2 separate regions of the Homo sapiens genome follow, and region 1 is linked to region 2. Evidence: chromatin loops called from intact Hi-C (ENCODE). Cell type or tissue: endothelial cell of umbilical vein. All regions are shown on one strand. Links, peaks and the distances in the headings refer to the core of each region. The heading gives the core; the rest is flanking DNA. Region 1 overlaps PELO-AS1 (PELO antisense RNA 1). Region 2 overlaps ITGA1 (integrin subunit alpha 1).

What was found. A loop is a pair of places that touch in the nucleus more often than their neighbours do. Peaks named below come from ENCODE experiments on the same cell type or tissue, not always from the same donor. Only the 100,000 strongest peaks of a DNase experiment are listed, where the experiment ranks them.
Region 1: it touches region 2 in a loop (6-fold over the local background); 1 of 110 quality-filtered maps calls a loop at or near these places.

The regions. Positions count from the first base shown.
Region 1 is chr5:52,741,578-52,746,967 of GRCh38, reverse strand. The region is part of intron 2 of PELO-AS1 (PELO antisense RNA 1); the gene reads left to right. Among named protein-coding and RNA genes, the nearest start is that of ITGA1, 44 kb to the left of the region's middle. In endothelial cell of umbilical vein, for the core only: no CTCF peak of the experiment used is centred there; DNase peaks (open chromatin) are centred at 2,777 and 3,767; H3K27ac peaks cover 1,534 bases.
Region 2 is chr5:52,913,288-52,918,677 of GRCh38, reverse strand. ITGA1 (integrin subunit alpha 1) reads right to left here. Exons shown (of 29, transcript NM_181501.2): 15 at 3,084-3,214. Among named protein-coding and RNA genes, the nearest start is that of ITGA2, 73 kb to the left of the region's middle. In endothelial cell of umbilical vein, for the core only: a CTCF peak has its summit at 3,085 (motif pointing right); a DNase peak (open chromatin) is centred at 3,117; H3K4me3 peaks cover 192 bases.

The DNA of each region.
Region 1 (5,390 bases), core at 339-5,338, 170 kb after region 2:
TGTCATACAAGCCCATGTTGGTAAGTATTCTGTTAGATTTAATTAAATTTAAAGAAAGCAAAGTAATGTGACACTTCTGGCCTATTTAAGTACTTTGTAGGATGAGAGTCACTCCTCGAACACTGGTTCTGATATAAATTCCAAACTAGGAGCACTGCAACTATGTTGAACTATTGTGAAATAAAATAACTTCTTTGCAGGGTGACTTTGAAGTGCAACATCCATTTGGATATAAGTTTTCATGGCATGTACTTAGGAATGTTCTCATGTTTGCATTATCTTTGAAAGGTCATTAAAGTCACATAAGTTTGTAATAACTTGATATTCATGTGGGGTCAGAAGTACATGCCGTTTAGACTGTGGTGCAATTTGAGGGACATTGGAGACAAGGATCATAACTCTGTTAGGTCTGGCTTCCTGCTACTTGTAGCCACACAGAGGTTTTCTGGGGCACAAAGCATACAAATTATGATTCTCTCTAAGTTGCTTTTATTACTCAAGGGAAAAATTAACTTCAGATGCAATTTGATATTAAGTTCTTCAAATATCACATTGATATGAAAATTATGAGTCTTATGGTTGGACAGAAAAATAATTATTATGCTTCTTGGTTCTGGACTTTTAAATATACCTAATCTGCTCACACCGCTTGCCACAGACATGCAAAGGATGATAGCAGGTTATAGCTTGAACTAAGGTATTTCCCCATAGCTCTCTGATTTCTGTGCTCAGTCTTCGGTATTCTGTTTTCATTTCACCAGCTCTTCAGTTCTTTAGCTTTTTCATTTTGTCTTGTGTCTCAGCTGTAGGCTCTCCTTGATTTTGTGATCTGCAGTTGGATCCTCTGCTGTTGGACCTTATTCCTTTCCCAATTCATTTTATTCAAATATTTTGCATTTTTTTCACCTGGCTGTTAGTGCTGTTTCCAGATAAGAGACACTTACTCTACTAGTTTTTGTTCCCAAGGACACACATCATCATCATCTTCTGGGCTGGACCCAGCCTAACAATCAGAATCAGACACTTCCATTTATCCAGTCATCTACCCTTTTGGATAGTCTGTCTATCTCTAAGATTATTGTTTTAGAAAACCTAGACTACATGATTTCTTCATTATAGTGGGTATCTCCTCAAATTTATAGGTTGAAGTCCTAACCCCAGTACCTCAGAATGTGAGCTTATTTGGATATAACATCACTGAAGATGTAATTCATTATGATGAGGTCATAGTAGACTAGGTGTAATGGTTAATACTGAATGTCAACTTGATTGGATTGAAGTATGCAAAGTATTGATCCTGGGTGTGTCTATGAGGGTGTGGCCAAGGAGATTAACATTTGAGTCAGTGTGCTGAGAAAGGCAGACCCACCCTTAACCTGTGTGGGCACAAGCTAATCAGCTACCAGCATGGCTAGAATATAAAACAGGTAGAAAAAAGTGTGAAAAGACGAGACTGGCCTAGCTTCCCAGCCTACATCTATCTCCCATGCTGGATGCTTCCTGTCCTTGAACACTGGACTCCAAGTTCTTCAGTTTTGGGACTCAGACTGGCTCTCCTTGCTCCTCAGCTTGCAGATGGCCTATTGTGGGACCTTGTGATCATGTAAGTTAATACTTAATAAACTCCCCATATATATATATAGAGAGAGAGTTTTGTCCCTCTAGAGAACCCTGACTAATACACTAGGGTAGGCCCCTAATTCAATATGACTAGTGTCCTTACAAAAAGGGAAATTTAGATACATAAATGCACACATGAAGAATACCATGTGCACATCAAGGCAGAGATGGGGTGATGCATCTATAAGTCAAGGAATGCCAAAGATTTCTGGCAAGCCACTAGATGCTAGGGGAGAGGCATGGAACAGATTCTTTCTCAGAAACCTCAGGAGGAACCAAACCTGCCAACACCTTGATCTTGGACTTTGATGTGGTTTGGCTGTGTCCCCATCCAAATCTCATCTTGAATTGTAGCTCCATAATCCCCATGTGTTGTGGAAGGGACCCAGTGGGAGGTAATTGAATCACGGGGGTGGGTTTCTCCTGTGCTGTTCTTGTGATAGTGACTTTGCTCCTCCTTCGCCTTCCACCATGATTGTGAGGCCTCCCCAGTTACGTGGAACTGTAAGTCTATTAAACCTATTTTTCTTGATAAATTACCCAGTCTCGGGTATTTCTTCATAGCAGTATGAAATTGGACTAATATAGACTTCAAACCTTCAGGGCAATACATTTCTGTTGTTTAAGCCAACCAGTGTGCGGTACTTTTTAAGGCAGACCTAGTAAACAATGCATGCTGTTAAACATAAAATTTGTATTCCTAGTTAGACAGAAGACCACTTCTTTTTTTCAAAATTATATTTTGAACTTGATTGATTATGTCACTTATCACATAGTCTCTATATTTTCTTGACCATCCAAATAAGTTGAATGATGAAAACTTTGTCATTTTTCTATATTTTGAAATATCAACTAGAATAATGTATATGAGATATGGACTATATATGAGATACGGAACACCCTCAGTTCACAAACTCCACCCACTTCATACACAACGTGCTTAGCAAGCAAATTAAATTCACAGATATACCAGTTTGAACTTATTTTGTTCTCATTTTCCTTTATTAGTGGTTTGACCCTGGCTTAACCTTGGTTTTGATTCCTTAAAAGGGATAAAATTTGGCCTAGCTCCCAGTTATATTTGGCCTTTTGCAAGTTGAGTCTTCCTTAGAACTTCCTTCCTCCCAATCCATGCCAATTAATTCATCAATCTTTTCTTAACTAACATTTCTGTAATCTCTGTGCATTTTTGTCAACTACTTCTGAGGCACCCATGTGAGTCAGCCACTGTGCTAGCACTGAAAATATAGCAGTAAGAAAGGAAAAAACAGCCGTCTGACACTGGGTTGAGGTTTACAGAAGAGTCACAGTGCAACCTTTTGTGGCTTGAATTTTTGTGCTGTCTTCTCTTTGCTGCAAACTGCTATGATTACTTTAGTGATGAACCAATTCAGGCTTGAGTATGTATCACCTACTTACTGACACAGAAGATCCTGAAATTCTGAGTATATAAAGCTAATGAATAAAAGGTATGGGATCAAAAATTTCTTCCAGGCTAATATCCCCACTACTCCAGCAACCTAAGCCACCCACTTCTCTTCTTTTTAATTATTAAAAACGTTTTTGTTTTTATACATGTACAGAGTTTAAGAAATCAGATAGAGATAAAAGTGCCCTGTTAGAAAGCAGTGGTCCCTTCTCCTACCCACTCTACCCAATGCTCCAGCCTTAGGCCCCAGAGCAACCATTTTCAACTCTTCAACTTTTTCACCCTATTTCCTCCACATTTATAGATAATATTACTGATATGTCTTCATATGTCACGATTATGTATGATTTACTAGCTTCCTTTGGTAGTCATTGAAAAATGTTGCGCTTCTCAGCATTCCCTTGCCATCACCACACCCCGACTTGCCTTTTCTTCAGCCTCCCAGCATAGCTCTACCACACATTCTCTTTAAACAAGCATGTTAGCATGGTTATGGTTACATAAATAACATCCATCGCTTTTCCAAGTTTATTTCTCAGACAACTTTTGGCTTTTCCTAGAGTTAATCATTGCCTTTTTGAAAAGACCTCAGTTTATAATGCAGACTTTGAATAATCACTCTATTTTTAGCTAAGTGCCTTCCCAGGGCCTTGCTTATCCTGATCTCTAGTGGCCCTAAACCCTGAGACCCTCAAGGCTTCTGCAGAGGGAAATGACTCACGGTCTTTGGTGCCTTTCCCCTGTGGAGACTTCAGCAGTCACTTCCTTTGCTCTATTCAGTCAGTAACCAGTCCTATATCTACTTTGCAGTATCAATACCACTTTTTCTACATTATAATTTTAAAGTAATTTAATAAAGAAAAAGAAGTTAACATGTATGTTCAGAGGCCCCAAATTCCTCTTAATAATAATAAATTTATCTCTTCTGGACTTAAGACTAACAGATGTCTCTCACAAAGCCACCACAGAGGTAGACTCATTAAATCTCATGTCAAACATCTAATATAAAATTCTACTCTTTTGGGTTTTTTTTTTTTTTACCTTCTCTCTGCCTGTCTCTCCCTTTCTCTCAACTTTTTCCATTTTCCCAGTGGCCCTTAGATTGAGGGAAAGAGGTAAAATTGTATAATCTGCTCACTGGGTGAATATATACCAATTGTTATACTAGAAAATTAGAGAGGCACCCAGGTGGCAATAACTTCCCTTATCTCAGTTCATCCATGACAAATGAAAGATTTTCTGAGATGATAAAGCAGCACAAATTATCCTAAAAAGAGAAAAGCTGTTCAAAATCACGAGTCCTAAGGGATGAGTTCATCATCTCGCTTCATTTTTACTGATAGCCTGAATTTACATGCCAATATGTTTGGATAATTAAATGAAATGCCTCCTTTAGTTCAGGTGTTATTAGACCAGTGAGATGGGGTCTAAATTGTGGCTTTTCAGCCAAATGTAAACTTTTGGGGTGAAAATTGCTTTCTTCTGCAGTTTATATTCCTGGACTACTTCATTTCTAATCTCGTTAATTGCTTGGCAGGTATATCACATATCAGGATTTTTGTTAAATAAATTAGCAGGAAGTACATACAGGAAAGTAATCTTATAATGGGTTAGTACTATCAAACACTGTCACCATAAAGACCACTAAGATTCGTGCTCAGAGTATTTTGAGACATGTTGGCTTCAGTTCAAGAATAATCTCTTTCTTGTTTTCAGCATAGGGTTTGACACATAGTACTTCAAAAATCCACCAAAGTTATTTTACCCTTGGCACCGCCTTATCTAGCCCAGGCAGAGGCAATTTCCAATGGTTGCACCCTAATTCTACCTTCCAGGAGAATGTGATTCCATCCTCTAGAAATTGCCCTGCCTCATGTATATGCATGGAACAAAAAGGTCCATGGTATCCCTAGGCATGTCTTCTATCATAAATGCACCACATCTGGGAGGAAAAGCCTCATTTTAAGACGCAATGTTGGGCACACTTTATATTTAGTGTGCCACAGTATCCCAAATGTCTAGCATAGAGTGAACATGAAAAATATTTGCTAATTGGCAGCATGTCTTTGCCATTTTGGAACTTACAGTCTAACTGGCAAAAGAAACCATATAACAAGAAGTTATAGTGAACTATGATAATTACAGAGGGAAGTGAGGGCCTCACAGGGAGGCACTTAATCCAGACCCGGGGAGTCAGGGAAGAGCTTCTGCAAAAAGTGGTGTCCAAGTGCAAACTGGAGGATGAATGGGGCTTACCAGCCAGGAGTGGCTGTGTGGGTAATGGAAGGAATATGGAGGGCAGGAGAGCGTTGCAGCAGAGAATGTCCCAGCAAGAAGGAAT
Region 2 (5,390 bases), core at 224-5,223:
TCAACTTGGGAGTGCAAAGTGAGTGCATGGAAGAGGGTTCTGCTTCATGTATAATACAGCGCTCAGGACTCCATTTCTTTAATTAATCATTGTTACAGAAGAGATTATATCTGATGTTCTAAGACATGTAGGTTATATTTGGAAACCATTTGGGGCTTTTGGTTCAAACACCAAAGATCTAGTTTTTCCTGTGATGGAAAAGAGATGGAATCAAGTGTCCAGGTGAAACCCCAGAATCAACTGTATTTTGGGGATTTACGAGTTTGTTCCAAATTTGAAAGAAGTCTAAAGGTCCCTGAACAGCCCGTAGACCCCTGCTATCTCTTGTCTGGACTGTAATATTGTCTGTCCTTGTGAGTTCAGCTCTTCCTCTATTTCTAGGAAGGAAAAGCAAAATAACATTTGAGGCATTGTGCTAGACATGGATGCTATTTCATTTAATTCTTAAGGTTAATTATAAGCAACATCATTTTTTTGTTTTACGTTTGATAACTGGGGCTCTGAAAAGTTAAATATTTTATGCCAGGTCAAAAGCTATTAAGAGGAAAAACCTGGGATTTTAAACTCAGTCGTTTTAACTCGAAAGCCCAGTAATGTCTACTAATCCAAAATGAGATCAGAGTAAGATCTCAGACATGGAGAATATATGGATACTGAGGTCATTGTCTTAGATCCAAGCCGGAACAATTACTGCACATTTTTACCTGGTTTCTGCCTTGTGGCCAGAGCTAGCCCCTTATAACTGTGTATGTTGTGAATAATGAGGTCACTACTTATGCTTTTGCATTAAAAAAAGGTGGTTTTCTTTTTTCTGTTAAAACAATGGACTCATAGAAAATATAAACATCATAGAAATGCATAAAGAAAACACAAATAACTTGTTATACTACCACTCAGCAATAATCATCATTAACATTTAGTACACTCAGTGGTTTTTTCTTTACAGAAGAAAACATGCATACACGTACACACATGCATACATACATATATACAAAAGCACATCTTCATATGTATGCCTACAAATTTTTAAAACATTATATTACAATGAACAGCTTTCCAATATTTACATTTTTCTGAGAACATTATTTTTAATGGGATTTATTATTTTTAATGGAAGCAGACTATACCAGCATATGCACATACCATAATCTATGCATTCAATCCCATCTCATTGGATATTTAGCTTAATTTAAAAAAAAGGTTTCTGAGTATAGTGGTAAATTTAACATTATTAAAAGATGGTATTACATACAGTGCTGTGATGACACCTTTAATTGTACTTCTAGATTGTATCTTTACATTTTTAGGAAGTTAAATCCTTGGTAAAAAGTAGGAACATTGGAATGCTTTTAAACACTTATTGATAAAGACCTTCGAATGAGTTTTAGCCAGTTTACCCTTTCATCAGCAATGAATGAACATGCCTAGTTTCCTGCTTAGTAATATGGATTCTCCAGGCATGAAGCTGCCTCGACCATTGTCCACCCCACACATCCTCTCTGCCCCAGCCAGATCTTTCTTGGGAGTCAGTCCAGGTCTCATGACAAGACTCTCACTATTTGCTTCCAAACGTTTTTCCTATCATCTGTCACTTGTATCCACTCTCACTTCTTGTTAGGCATTGTGAATCTTAGTCTTCGTGTCCCAGTATATCGGTTTGGTCCATTCTGCTGTCAGTGGAGCCTGGACTATGATAGGGAAATGACTATCATTTTGGGCCATCAATGCCTTGATTTGGGGCAGGAGAGGCCATAAATAAGTTTGCAAAGCTTTGCAAGAAAGCCTTGAAACAAAACTGGAGCATAAAAACCCTGAAAACATATTTTTAATATGAGAATTAATACAATAAATATTTGTGAGCTAAAGGGAGCATAATAAACTAATTCAGGATTAACATTTCAAACAAAATTGAAGTATATCCATTGTCCCTGACACTGCTGACTTCTGGTTTTGAGCCTTGGCTTCTGGTGAGTCCTCCCCAAAGTCCCAGCCACTGTGCTGCCTAATATTCCCTTTTCTTAGGTATCACCCTTCAGTCTTCTTTCCCCTCTATTGTAAAGGTTTTTTTTTTAAATAGTGATTATTGTATGTGCACAATTTACTGTACCATTTTAATTTGACCATTAGTTCTTAAGCATTATCTTAAATTATAGCAAAGTCATCTATTTTCACCTCTCTATCTTCACCTTTCTTTTATACTTTATTACTCTTCTAGGTAGATTTTTGGGAAAAAGAGCATTGATGTATGTTTCCACCCGAATTACAGTAAACCAATGCATTAATTTAGGAGAATCAACATGCGGACTTCCCATAAAGTCACCTGGCATAAATAGATTTTATTTATGAAACCCTTCCTTTATATTTCTTAATGAAATTTATTATATATTTTTCAAAATTATCATGTGGATTTCTCATTAAGTTGATTCTTGACTTCCTAGTAATTTCTTTCAAACAGAACAGTTTTTGAAATAGGATATTTAGTTTTTGAGATAGGATATTTAGTAAGCAATAATTATTTTTGCCTACTAAATTATTATTTATTCATAATTAATAAAGCATTATGAATGTATGTATCTGAAAGAACTGGGCCAATTTGGGGATTTAGGCATTTTAAAGGCTGAGCGAAGATATTACTTAAGATGCCTCTAGGCTTGACCAACAATATAAACAGAGTCAGAGAGTGCTACGCGATTATCTGTTTCTATGTATCAGGTAAATGAATACAAAGTCGATTATCTCTAAAACCTTGTAAGCAACCAAATATTAGGGATATTTTCTTGTTTATATACATCCTCTATAAGATCTTCTCTTCCCCTATACCTCTCCTAAAACAGAATACCTATTTTAGTGTAAACCACATAATAGACACACCAAATTAAGAGTTCATTCTACTTGTTTCTTTCATATAGCTTCTTTGTTCTTAAGATGTATTGACTCTTCCAGCTCACTCAACTGAATAACTTGTATTTGCATAGTGGAACACAAAAGGAAATAGATATTTGGTATGACATGAGCTCCAATCACACTGGGAGCTCTGCAAGTGACCCAGTCTCAGATTAACAGGATGTTATTAAAATACATACCAGAAGAGGGCAGCACCACCAAGGCCCCCAATAGTCACATCTGTCAGACCGTCACCATTTAAATCCATTTCTCCGTGGATAGACTGGCCAAAAAATTTCAGTGTCTTACCATCCCCACCTGATGGAATACGCTGTGAGAATCCAAAAAAAAGAGTTTCATATGAGAAGAGTCTGTTCAAAACAGTTTCAAATAAATCTGAGAATTTAAATTGTTTAACAAAATAATCAGTTTTGTTAATTTGGGAATCCGCCCAAGAGGTCCCTCATGTGGAGATAAGAGGAAATACTCAGATGTTCCCAGAGGATATTGCTGTTTTTATAGTACAGACAAAATCATTACAAGGTCACTGACACCAGAGAGAGGGAAAAATTATATAGTGTCATTGTGTCTAATCCTCAAAGGAAACAGTATGAGTAATTGGTTCTGTGCTTTCTGCTTCCTAGCCAATCCCATCACACAGACATATCTAAAGGTACTGGAAATCTTGAAAACATATCATATCAGCAAAGGGGGGAGGGGAGTATAATATTGTCCTAGGGGTCAATTTGGAGTTCACTGAACTTTGTGGCTGGGTATAAATAACACATCCCATCAAATACATTTTCCAATATGTAATCTCTACTGTCTTTCAAAAATTGTCCTAAAAGTTGAGGGCACAAGAGACTCAATTCCACTCAGATGTATTCACAACGTTGAGATGGCACAAATGAGTATGTCTTGAAGACTGATCTGTGCACATTACCATACATAGTATGTTTGATATCTGTACTTCCTGACTTAGCATTGGTTCAAGCTTAAGCTAATGCTTTTAACAGAAGCCCATGGCAAGCAGTCAGGACTTACAAACCCTCCCTAAACTTCAAGTCTTCTGAGCCTCTTGTTTTCCACATAAATAACATAAAATAAGAAGCCTACTAAGGCAAACCAAATGGAAACATTTTTCATCCTTAAACAGGTGAGGCTCGTTTGAAAGTATTTCCCCCCCTTTTTTTTTTTGAGACGCTATCTCGGCTCACTGCAACCTTCACTTCCCAGGTTCAAGTGATTCTCCTGCCTCTGCCTCCCGAATAGCTGGGATTACAGGTGCGCGCCACCATGCCCGGCTAATTTTTTGTATTTTTAGTAGAGACGGGGTTTCACCATTGGCCAGGCTGGTCTCGAACTCCTGGCCTCATGATCCGCCTGCCTCGGCCTCCCAAAGTGCTGGGATTACAGGCATGAGCCACCGCACCCAGCAATCCTCCTCATTTTTTTAAGTGAAGAATTCAGGAGATATCTGACTCCTTGGTTCTATGGGCTTGATTGATTCTGGATTATCCCATACATAAGCAGCATCTCTGGTTCTCATGGAAATGAGTAAGCACATCTTCACCTATTCCTTGGAAAAACATTTTGCCAGTAATTAAACAAATCCAACTCTAATATTCTTTTTGTTGTTTTTGTTTAAAGTTGCATCTTGATTTACCACCATTTAGAAAACAAGTTGTTTATGACAAATCTATTTCATCTGACAATGATTTAGCTTTCCTTTTCTACTTCAAATGCTACCCCATTAAATTTACAGGATTGATGCTGAAGGAATAAAGTATTAGAATATAAGAAAGAACTCTCTTCCTGCATTTCCTAATTCCATCATGCCCCAGTCATTAATATTGCCTGTCTCTTGTTAAGTAAATAATGCCATAAAGATTTTCAACAGAAACAAATTATTTATCAAATGGATACAAGTGCTCTTATTGAAATAAGCCCTTTATTCTGTTCACTATTGTCATTATGGTTTTATGAAAAATCACTCATGTTTGCATTACATGAATAGATTTTGAGAGCTCTGTTGACTACAGAACCAAAGAGAACACTCAAATAGAAAATGAAATAATTAATATTCTAATTTCTTTTCAAATTATATAAGCTAGAAGGTAGTGAATTCTGTTTTATTTGTAAGTAGTTGTTCAATATCTAACCAACTATGATTACTTGAGAGCAGACAATTACATTCAAACTCCTTTAAATTCTTTTGTTTTTATAGTGTAGTGCATTAAGCACTTTTGTAACTTGTTATTTTTCTAATGAAGGAAAAAAAATACACTTATGGATTAGAGCTGTTAACTGACAACAAATTACAAACAGGAATAACAGAAGTTCCCTGCAGCTTAAACTTAATATTCAGATTTATTTTTTCTAAGGATTACTTGCGAGAAAATTATAAACCTTTAGAAATCGTAATTCACTTGACGAAAATATATCAACTTAATGGATAAATATAAATTTAATGCAATTTATTATAACAGCATGGACATTAAATATAA